2 separate regions of the Homo sapiens genome follow, and region 2 is linked to region 1. The links are chromatin loops, found by intact Hi-C in ENCODE. Cell type or tissue: B cell. All regions are shown on one strand. Links, peaks and the distances in the headings refer to the core of each region. The heading gives the core; the rest is flanking DNA.

Region 1 (5,359 bases), core at 140-5,139:
GTAGTAGAGGTGGGGTTTCACCATGTTGCCCAGGCTGGTCTTGAACTCCTGGCTTCAAGTGATCCACCAGCCTGGGCCTCCTAAAGTGCTGGGATTACAGGTGTGAGCCACTCCGCCTGGCTTGAGGTAAGAATCATTATCCCATTATCCAAATGGAGAAATAAGGCCAAGAGAGGTTAGAGAGTTGGCTTAAACTTCAGGTTTCATAGCTACTAAGAGGCAGATGGCCAATATCTGTAGGCAGATCTGGCTGTCTCTAAAGCTAGGTGCTATCGTCAGGGTTGCTGGACCATGGGGCTGGTGCCTAGGACTTCCCCACTCCAGTCTTCTGATGGAAGAGTTAAGGTGGGAGGCTGTGAGGACTGGGCCTGTGCTGGGTGTGCTATCATGGGTCTCCTCTGCCTACTCTACTGGTTTCCTAGGTTCATATTCCCAGTAGAGGACATGGCCTGGAAGGTGGACAGTTGAGGGGTACTGTGGAGTCTCCCTAAGAAGAAATACATGTTTCTCCTGTTGGGTATCCTATAGAGCACTGGTTCCCCACCTTTTTGACACCAGGGACCAAAATGTAAGTTTCCACAGACTGAGGGTGGCAGGGATGGTTTCAGGATGATTCAAGTGCATTACATTTACTGTGCACTTTATTTCTCTTATCATTACATTGTAATATATAATGAAGCAATTATATGACTCACCATAATGTAGAATCAGTGGGAGCCCTGACCTTGTTTTCCTGCAACCAGATGGTCCCATCTGGGGATGGGAGACAGTGACAGATCATCAGGCATTAGATTCTCATAAGGAGTATGCAACCTAGATCCCTCGCATGCACAGTTCACAATAGGGTTTGTGCTCCTAGGAGAATTTAATGCCACAGCTGATCTGACAGGAGGTGGAGCTCAGGCGGTAATGCGATAGGAAGCGGCTGTAAATACAGATGAAGTTTCACCAGCTAGCCCCTACCACCACTCACCTCCTACTGTGCAGCCCAGTTCCTAACAGGACATGGAGGGTTACCAGTCTGTGGCCCAAGGGTTGGGGACCCCTGCTATAGAGGAACTAAAAATAATAGCATAACTACACAAGATTGAGGGATGGAAGTGGGTGTGAGCCAGCTAAATCATTATCTATCATAGGAGGAAGGCAACAGACAGTGGCCAGTCCTGATAAATGCAGATGTAGCTATGTGAGCATCTTAATGTAGTGATGTGGAGGTAACCATCAGACCTGAAAACACCAGTGGCTTTAAGCAGCATCCCTGGATTGAAGGATGGAGAGGGAGTTCTTGCTTTTCATTGCAAGCCATTCTGTCCTATTTGATTTTTTTAAAAAAGCTGTGTGTATTATTTTTAAATTATTATTTTAAAAGTACAGGCTCTGAAAGTTAAAAAAAAAAAAAACGCTCTGGGGGCATCTAGTGGATTCACAACCCTCCCCCATCTGAGCTGACATTTTATCTTCTGGAAAATAGGGATAAAAGCCATACTCACCCCACAGAGTTGCTCTGAGGATAAAATGAGGTAATGCATATAAAAGCGCACTGACCAGAGTTGGCTGAAATTCAGCATCTATAATTACTAAACATCGTTATTATCAATAATAAACCAAGTATACGTTAATACTTAGGCCCTGGCACACAGTAGGCACTTAATAATGGGTGGAAGTAGTTATTTAACCCCCCACCAGGGCCTGTAATTTCCCCCAACCCGTGACACACTGGCCCCAAGGCTCCGAGTGAACACTTAAATATTGATGTGGTTACTCATTTATTCATCACTCGGCTCTCCGCCGCAGAGTCTGAGGAGGGTGAGCCCCGCTCTCGGGCCTCCCGCGCCGCCGCATGGCCGCATCCCGGCCCCCTGCGCCGGGAGAGATTGGAGGCGGCGGCAGCTCACCCGCTTCCAGGTCGCCGATGCGGGACCGTCACGTGGCGGGGCGGCAATCGCTCCAGTTTCACTCCGGCATTTTCCCCCGCAGGGGCGGACTGGAGGAGGGGAGAGCGCGGCCCGGGGTCAGGGGAGCGGCGGGGGTCCCCATCACCCCAAGTCCGCGCCAAGAGGCTGGCCATCCCAGGAACTGCGGGCCGGGACCCTTTTACGGAGAGGGCTTTCCGGAGCAGGGACTTTTAGAAGGAAGACGTGGGATTGGCCTGGAGGCGCAGAGCGGGTTTTTCGTACCTGGCCGCGGGTGTAGGGCTCCCCACAAGCGAGGCCGGGTTGCTTCGGGCGCCCCCAGCCAGGGGCGGGGCCACCGCGGGAACTCCGCCCACCCTCTGCAGAGGCCGCGCACCGCCCCTTCCCGCTCCGGGCTGGTCTGCGGCTGCCGGGGCGCGAGCTGCGTGCCCGCATCCCTGTCGCACCGCCTCGCCGGTTGGGGCGGCGGGCGCGGGGCGGGGCAGGGGGCGGGGCGCTGACGTCGCGGCGCGGCCCGCGGCCAGCGGCCCGGTGAGGCGGGGAGGCGGCGGCCGGTCGGCCCGGCCCAGCCCAGCCCGCAGCTGCGGCGGCGCTCAGAGTTGGTTCCTGACCGCCTTCTGCCGCGGCCGGGTTTGTCACCAGGTCCTGGGGTCTGCACCGGCTCGGCCAGACCTCGCCCCCCGCTTCTCCGCCATGGCCCTGGTGCGGGGCGCGGAGCCGGCGGCGGGGCCTTCCCGCTGGCTGCCCACGCACGTCCAGGTGACGGTGCTGCGGGCCCGCGGGCTGCGGGGCAAGAGCTCGGGAGCGGGCAGCACCAGCGACGCGTACACGGTGATCCAGGTGGGCCGCGAGAAGTACAGTACGTCGGTGGTGGAGAAGACGCACGGCTGCCCCGAGTGGCGTGAGGAGTGCTCCTTCGAGCTGCCGCCGGGGGCCCTGGATGGCCTGCTGCGGGCGCAGGAGGCCGACGCGGGCCCGGCGCCCTGGGCCGCGAGCTCCGCCGCCGCCTGCGAGCTGGTGCTCACCACCATGCACCGCTCGCTCATCGGCGTCGACAAGTTCCTGGGCCAGGCCACGGTGGCGCTGGACGAGGTCTTCGGCGCAGGCCGCGCCCAGCACACGCAGTGAGTAGGGGGCGCGGGGGCACAGAAACGGCTAAAGGCCTAACAGGGCGGGGCTGGTGGGGGATCAGGACCCCGAACTTCAGCCGGGCCAGTGAGCCCTTGCCTCGTGCTTAAGGGCGTAAACCGACAGAAACGTTGGTTCTTCGCATTTCGGGGTCGTCTTCAAGCTTCCCAAACGTGCGCTGTGTGGGGCTCAGCCACTGGTGGTCCCTGGGAGGCCTGGGGGAGGTTTAAGTGGTGGCGAACGTTAGGAGTAGATTGTCAAGTAAAGTTAGGAATGAGATTCAGAGGCTTTGGGGCTATGGAAACCTCAAGAAGGGAAATCTTGGGGCCGTTCTTAGAACCTCCGGGCCTGCCTCCCTTTCCTCAAAGGGGAGGGGAACTGCGGGCGCCTGTCCGGCAGGGGAGTGGAGAGGCGCAGCCTTGCCCTACGGGGGAAGGAAAGCCAGGTGTCTTCCTCCAGGGCGAGGTTGAATGTTGATTACCCCGCTAAACGTAGAAGCTGGCTGCAGGGGGCATCTGCCTCTTGCTCTCAAGATGCCCTCCACTATCTAGAGATGTCACCCCCCCACCCCCATCCTGTCCCTCTGTGTCCTGTGTCCCTGGTCTGAGGATAGGAGGAGCTTCTAAGTTAAGGAAGGAAACACTTGAGTCAGCCTTCCAGTGGCCTGCCTGCCTGCCCTGCCCTGCCTGAGGTAGAGGCAGCGGCATGGTTAATGAACAGCAGGAGATTATCTCCCGGTCACTTCCACCTCAGTGGGCCAGGGTTTTTTTAAATCATTTATTTTGGCAGCATTTAACCTTGCCTGTGTTAAGATCAAGGCTTCAGCCTTGGAGCCCCATTTCCTGTTTTGGGCTTGGGCAGGAGCTGGAAGCCAGTCCCCGGGGCTGACAGCCTGCTGTGGATCACTCAAGTGGTTAACTTGGGAGTGATCTGGGTAGGAGGGTAAGGGGATTGGGGCAGGACTGTGCCTTAGGTCAGGAGAGGTGCCGGAAAGGTTTGCCCCAGTGGAATGGCATCCACTGAGTGAATAAATCCAGGAAGGCTTGCTGGAGGAGGGGGATGAGCCTGGTGCAAACCCAAATGAAAGCAGGATTTAGGTAAAAAGGATCTGACCTTGAATGTTTTCTGAAACATGGGTGTGGAATGACTTTCCTGGCTGGCTCTCTGTGGTCTGGGATGGGGAGGGCGTTAGTGCAGGTTCCAGGCATGGCTGTGACCTGACTCCATTTCCCCATCCCCTGGCCTGCTCCCCGCCTTCCTTCATGACTTGCTGTTTGGTGGCAGGGTGTGGGATCATGTGGTATATAGCTTGGACCTTGTTTTTTTCCTCCTTTCTGTCCTCTCCCTCCTTCCTGGTTCCTGGAGCCCAAGGGGGTGGGTATATGGGGCGAAAAGCTCTCTCCTGGATCTCTTAGCCCATTCTTTTTCAGAAGAGGTGCCTATCCCCCAAATCATTCCACCCCTTCCCCCAGTCCTTCACCCTCCACCAATCAGCTACTCTGACCAGACTGTTAGATGACACATCTGTTCAGGGGGTGCTGGGGGAACAGGAGGAGGCAGACCAAAAAAAGGCTCCAGGCCTGCAGGGAGCAGCTTCTTTGATTGTTTTTTCCAGTTCCTGCCCTTGCTTTCCTCTTGGCCTCTGGATCTTCCTTAGCTGAGCTGGCCAAGCTTGTAGGTCCAGGTGGACCCATTTTCAGCCAAGAACAGCCTGTCTTGGAGAATTTGACTTACCACCCCTTGATCTGAATGGGAACCTTAATTTATTTTATAGAAATCATCTTTTCCACCAGGATCTTTCCACACCCACCTGGCTGTTTTCTCTGATGCAACAACCTGGTTTATTTATAGAACCGGGGGGGGAACAGGAGTGGGGAGGGTCACTTAGGATGGGCAGAGGAAAGTCTGTGAAGTTGGCCTGGTGCTCTAGTTTACTGGACCTAACAGCATGCCCACTGACAGAGGGGGAGGGCTGTCACCCCCGCTGTGGTCCCCACCTCTGGCTGTAGTGGTCATTCCTGGTGGTATTTCCTGGAGCACCCTGGTGTGGGCTACCAAGACTGAGTCTGAACGCTGCCTGGTAGGGAGAGGGCAAGGCAGAGAAGACCAGGGTGTACCCTCCTCAGCTTTGGATAATGGTGGAAATGAAAAGTATCCATTCTTTAACTCCAGGAGTTGGCTGTGGTGGTCTCAGGTAGGGCAGGTGGTGGCCCTTTGCCAAGAGAGGACCTGACTGGGGAAGGTACCCTTATGGTTAGGAAGGGGCTACAGAGTGGCACTGGACAGATCCCAGTCCCAAAACTGCCACCTGTGGCAAG
Region 2 (5,359 bases), core at 175-5,174, 200 kb after region 1:
ATTTCAAGGAAGAAAACGAACTCCAACAAATGCAACTCTCTTTTCTCCGGGAAAGACAAATAATTGAAACGTGTGTGTGTGTGTGTGTGTGTGTGTGTGTGTGTGTGTAGGGCCAGTGGAGGATCTTTATTAGCAAGCCGATTGCTGGATGCAAACTCCGGGGTTCGGACTGGCTACGACCTTAAAAGCCCTCTGCCCCCGCCCCCTGCCCGGGAAAACTGTCCTCGGTATTCCAGCAGCCGGGTGGGCTCCCTCCCGAAGGCGGCGAGCAACGGCGGAAGCCAGTTTGCTTACTGCAAACCTTCCCCACCTTGGGTAGGAGAGGCACGTGTGACTTGGAGAAGTCGGGCCAAGGTTGCCGAGAAACATCCCAAGACAGCCAGGCCCTCCACACTGAACATTAACTCTCCGATTCGCCCTCCCTGCTGCCCTTGCTTCCCCCAGAGCTGGGGCACGCGAATGGACTTTCCCCCGCCCGGACGCGCCAGCGAAGGCTGAGGTCTCGGAGGTGGTGGTGGACTTGCGAGAGAAGCGTGGTGCGAGGTTAAGCCGGGCGGAGGGAGAGCGGGAGGAGTTGTACTCTGGTCTGAGACTGGCTCAGCTGGGAGAGAGAATTGGGCAGGCTGTGGCGAGGGCCAGCACAGGCTCCGAGGACGCGCCTGGGCTTGCGTCCGAACTGGTATATTTTCTAGAAAAGCCTGGAGGTCTCCACCTGCTTTCCTGGGAGGGAGACCTACGCGGCGAAGGCGCGGGTGGATGCCGCACAGCTCTTCCCTGCCTGGGAATCTACCTCCGCGGACCTGCAGCCTTCCCGGCAGTAACTTCTAAACAGCCCCGCGCGCCCCCGAGCCTCCCCCGCATCGCCGCAGCACGGGCGCCGGCCGGCCGCCTCGGCGGGCACAGCGTGGACACTCACCCTGGAAGCGGTGGCCGAAGAAGCGGTTCCGCAGGACCCAGGGGTAGAAATGGAGAGGGTCCCGGTGCTGGGCGCCGAAGAAGGAGTGCGGGGGCTGCAGCGGGGAGGCGCCCAGCTGGTGCGCCGGATGCACGGTCAGCGCGGGGTGGTTCATGGCCTCGGGGAACACGAGCTCGGGCCCACCGTAGAGCGAGCGGCCCGCGCCCGCGGCGGCCGCGGCAGGGAAGCCACTCACGAAGGCCGCCTCGGCCGCGCTGGGGTGAGGGTAGTTGAGCGCCGTGGGCCGGAGCGGTTCCTCGGAGGCGGCCGCCGCCAGGAGATGGGAGCCCGCGCCCCCGCCGCCAGTGCCCCCGCCGGTGCCGCCGTCCTTGGCCACCAAGGACTCTATGGTAAAGCCGCGCTTGGCCGCGGGCTGGAACATGGTCGCAGCCGCGGGAGCTGTGCGAGGCAGCCGGGCTCTGGGGAGCGCTCCGCGTCCTGGCGCCGCCGCCTTGCGGGGTGTGCACCCAGCCAGGCACATGCACACCCGCCCGCACCCCTCACCTCCCCCGCCCGCCCGCTCGCGCTCGGCCCCCGCGGGCGAGCCAGGCGCGGAGCGGCGAGGGGTGTGTGAGCGAGCGACCGCGGGGTCCGGCCACAGCGTACGGCCAGGCGCGGCGGCTGCTGCGGCGGAGCGGGCAGCTCCAGGCGCCCGCACAGGCGCGGGCTCCGTGCTAGGCTGCGAGCTGCCAGTAAGGCCCGAGGGTTGAGCTCGTCTCCCTCCTTTCGGAGTCCCGCTGGGACCGACCCCAGCCCCCGGTGTCCCCGCACTGCCCTGCCCAGCCCCGGCCGCCCAGCGCTGCGAGGCGCGAGTTAGCGGGCACCTGCCCCGCGCTCGCCCATTGGCCGCCGCTCACCTGCCCCAAGGTGGGGGGCGGGGCGGGGCGGGGCGAGGGACGGCGGGTGGGGAGGGAGCCCGCAGTCGGAGGCAAAAGCCGGACTGGAGCCTTCGCGGGGAGATCCAGGCCTCCTCCTCCCCTCGCCACTGGCTTCTCCTCGCGACTCCGCCCTTTAGCTGAGTCTGGTGGCCGTGCCGCCGTCTCAACCCACGCGGGAGCCGAAGAAGGCGTCCGAAGGGCTTGGGGCTAAACTCCAACCCTCCCCTCCCCGGTGTGTAGCTCAGCCTAACTCTCCCATTCGTCCCGGGATGTCGTTTCAGTTCTCAGAGAACTTGGATCCGAGCGGAGGGTGGATGTTTGGGGTCCAACACATTGGTTTTCCCGAAAACCAGCTCTCTGCCCCCCTGCTCTCCGGGACTCTCCCACTCACCCACCATCGGCCTCCTGGGCCGCGGTCTGAAGCTGCGACCTTGTTCCTGAGGTTTCGCGTTTTCTGGATGTCACGGGGGACAGCTCTGGAAAGGGGACGCTCACTCCCTTCACAAGGGGCCAGGCGGGGCACTGCGCGGGAGAAGCCGCCGGAGCGGTCCCACTGCCACCCTCCAGCTGTTCGCGGGGCTGGAAGCAGCTCCAGTGCCCAGACACGGTGCCGCGACCGGCTTGGACCAGGACGGCGGGCCTCGGCACTGGGAGATCCACCCCCTCGCCTTCTCTGAGGCTCTGGGGGCTCAAGTGTCGGCGGGCCGGACCAGGTCAGGGCCTCGGAGACACTGTGGCTTAAATTGAAGCTGGCCAAGTAGCCCGAGCCCATCTCAAGAGAACACGCCAGCCGTCAGGACACGCAGAAGCAGCCTGACCTCCCTCGACCTTCACCTTCCACCCGCGACCGCGGAACCGCGGACGACTCTGCTCCGGCCAGTTTTTCCGTACGGCGGACGAATTCCCCGGGGGCAGTTCTCACGACAGGCTGTGAGAGCCGGGACTCCCCAAACTTTCCCACCCCACCTTCGAGGCCGCAGAAAGGCGCCGCTCCGAGGCCTAGGAGGGCGCGGGCGGCGGTGGGGAGGCTGGGACCTGGACCTTGCCGGCGCACTGCGGAGAGGGAGCCGCAGAGAGTTCCGCTTCCTCGCCGCTGCCGGGGTCCATTCTAGCGGCCTGAGCGCTGCCTGGGCGCGCAGATCTGGGTTGGGCCTCCTGACGCCCCAAGGCCACGGGGTCCGTGCGCCGCGCAACTCTGCGGGGACTCCAGGCCGGGTCTTGGCAGCGGCCCGCCTGAGCGCCGGGAGCCGTGGTTTGGAGAGCGCTCAGGGCGCCCCGGCCGCCACAAAGCGGGTTAAAGTCTATTTTCCACTCGACTGCTCCGAAAAGCCCCCGCGCGCCGACGCCGTTCCGGCCCCCTTGGGCGAGGTGGGGAGGGGCGGCCAGGGGTGGGGAGGCGAGGCGGCCGCACCCAGCACTCCTCCGCGTCCTGGGAACCCCGGGGCCTGGCACGGCTGAGACACCGCAGAGGCGCCTTCGGAAGGAATGATGGAATCCGTGGGGAGCGCGGGTTCTCGCTGGCCTCTCCGGAGATTTCCAGCTTTCTGTGATGGTCTTTTCCTCTCGTTTGTGTCTCAGGCTCTTTATTTTCCCCCTCTCCTGTCTCCCGGCTCCCCTACCTCCCGACTTTTCCTCCTCTGATTTCTTCCCCCTCCTCCTTTTCCCCACCCTCAGTCTGGGAAAAGTGGAAGCGCCGCCGAGGGGGGGACCAGGACCCGACCAGGCCGTATCTCTAAGGGGGCGGGGGTGCGGAGCTGGGCAGAGGTACAGAAGGAGATTTTCGTTCCATATGGAAGGAGACAACGACGGGATTTTGTTGGAACAAGGTTCCCACAGGGATGCGGGTTCAGTTGGGTAAACGTTGCCTGGGCCTGTGCTCTGCGGTGACAGAGCAAGTGCTGGGGGCTGAGACAAGACAGGAGCCCAGCAAGCTGAACCCGGCCCGAGGGCCTTGCGCTCCTAGCCTGGTAATGAATCCCACCCGTTCTGTCGCAGACCCCCACCGAGAGGCTGGCCAGGGGCCACGAACTTGTTTAACTGGGCAGGTAGAGAAGCTTGGAATCTACCGACCGTCCTAGACTTGCATCTACACTGGCCACCTCCTTTCATTCGTGTGGCTCTGGGTATACTTGTTCATATCTAAATCAATAGACCTTTTATTACACCACCTTCCCTTGTGAGGCATTCAAATGCTGACATTTCTACTCGGGAGGCTGAGACAGGAAGATCTCTCGAGCCCAGGAGGTCGAGGCTGCAGTGAGCCGTGATCATACCGCTGCACTCCAGCCTGGGCGATACAGGGAGATCCCATCTCTAAAACAAACAACAAAAAACGTTGACATCCAGCTGTCTGTCATTAACTCCACTTTACAGATGAAGAAACAGCGGAGGATCAGTAACTTGAGTCTGGTCACCGTCTTGGTTGGGCTGGGACAGCCCCGGGGTCCCAGCCTGGCCTAGCTTCCACTCCCATTCCATCCCTGTGAGGATGCAGTCGCAGACTTCCCGGGGGAGGGGGAGGGGGTGCTGGAATGCGCTGGGTGATAGGAGTTCCGTTTTCGTCCTCCCTCACCTTTTCCTCTCCCAGCGCCCCTTTCTGTCAGCTTCCTCTCCAGTAATTCCCTAATTTTCTTCCTTTTCTTCCATAGCTCTGCTTATCTTTATCCCTTGGCCAGTTTCCTCTATTTTCACTCCTCTTAGGACCTATTCTCTTGTCGTTTCCTCTGCAGCAAGTTAAGAGAAGAATTTGTCACCCTCAGGGGGTCTCTAAGCCTGCCTCTGTGTACTGGATTCAGTATCAGTGCCCCCACCCCCACCCCAATCTTCTCCTGTGCCATCTCCCCTGCCCTGTTCCTCCCAGACTCTCATACTGCTCCCTCTACCACCATCCCCCACAACTGATCGTATACACAAATACTTCCCCTCTTCACCACTGGACAGCTGCCCATCTTAACCAAAACCCGTTCCCCCCACCACCTTCTGCTCCCTGCCCTTCGTTTCCTCCCACCCAAGCTGCTGAGCTCTGCCAGAGACTGGAGGCTCTTCACGCTGGAGTCCACTACATCCCACCCATCTTCAGGCTGCTTACCTTTCACTTTGCCCCTGTCCAGCCTCCCACCAGTTTCCTGGAGGTCCCATCTCCTGCAACCCGGAGCCTCACTTTTTGGAGAATAGCCCGATGCCTCCCAGGCTGATACAGCCTAGCCTACCTGTTCTGGCTCTGGCCCCACATTAACGTTTTCCCTCCCTCTCTCTATTTCTGGAATAACCTGGCCCCAAATCCAGACTCTCCTATTTATTAGTGGTGAGCCCTGGGCCAATTATTTTGCCTCAGCTTGCGTATCTGTGAAATTGCAAGCGTTATACGGGACCTCTGTGAGGAGTAAATGAGATAACATATGTGGTGCACTGGATCAATGTCAGACTCCAAAGAGCACTCAGTACAAGTTATTGTCTCTGCCTTTGTCCATGCGGAGAACTTGGGAATCACCTCAAAGCATCACTCTCTCATCCTCCACATCCAATC

Evidence for each region. Peaks named below come from ENCODE experiments on the same cell type or tissue, not always from the same donor. Only the 100,000 strongest peaks of a DNase experiment are listed, where the experiment ranks them.
Region 2: a loop joins it to region 1, with 5 times the contacts of the local background. A loop is called at or near these places in 2 of 110 quality-filtered maps.

The regions. Positions count from the first base shown.
Region 1 is chr2:73,110,025-73,115,383 of GRCh38, reverse strand. It overlaps RAB11FIP5 (RAB11 family interacting protein 5), which reads left to right and starts at 2,436. Exons shown (of 6, transcript NM_001371272.1): 1 at 2,436-3,037. The coding sequence starts at 2,607. RefSeq lists silencers at 2,108-2,267, 2,338-2,427, 3,585-3,828. In B cell, for the core only: no CTCF peak of the experiment used is centred there; DNase peaks (open chromatin) are centred at 2,253, 2,783 and 3,523; H3K4me3 peaks cover 2,186 bases; H3K27ac peaks cover 851 bases; H3K27me3 peaks cover 2,290 bases.
Region 2 is chr2:72,913,930-72,919,288 of GRCh38, reverse strand. It overlaps EMX1 (empty spiracles homeobox 1), which reads right to left and starts at 1,770. Exons shown (of 3, transcript NM_004097.3): 1 at 917-1,770. The coding sequence starts at 1,436. RefSeq lists silencers at 1,365-1,484, 1,555-1,974, 3,115-3,284 and enhancers at 1,789-2,405, 2,406-3,023. In B cell, for the core only: no CTCF peak of the experiment used is centred there; DNase peaks (open chromatin) are centred at 898, 1,668, 1,868, 2,988 and 2 weaker places; H3K4me3 peaks cover 3,221 bases; H3K27me3 peaks cover 4,206 bases.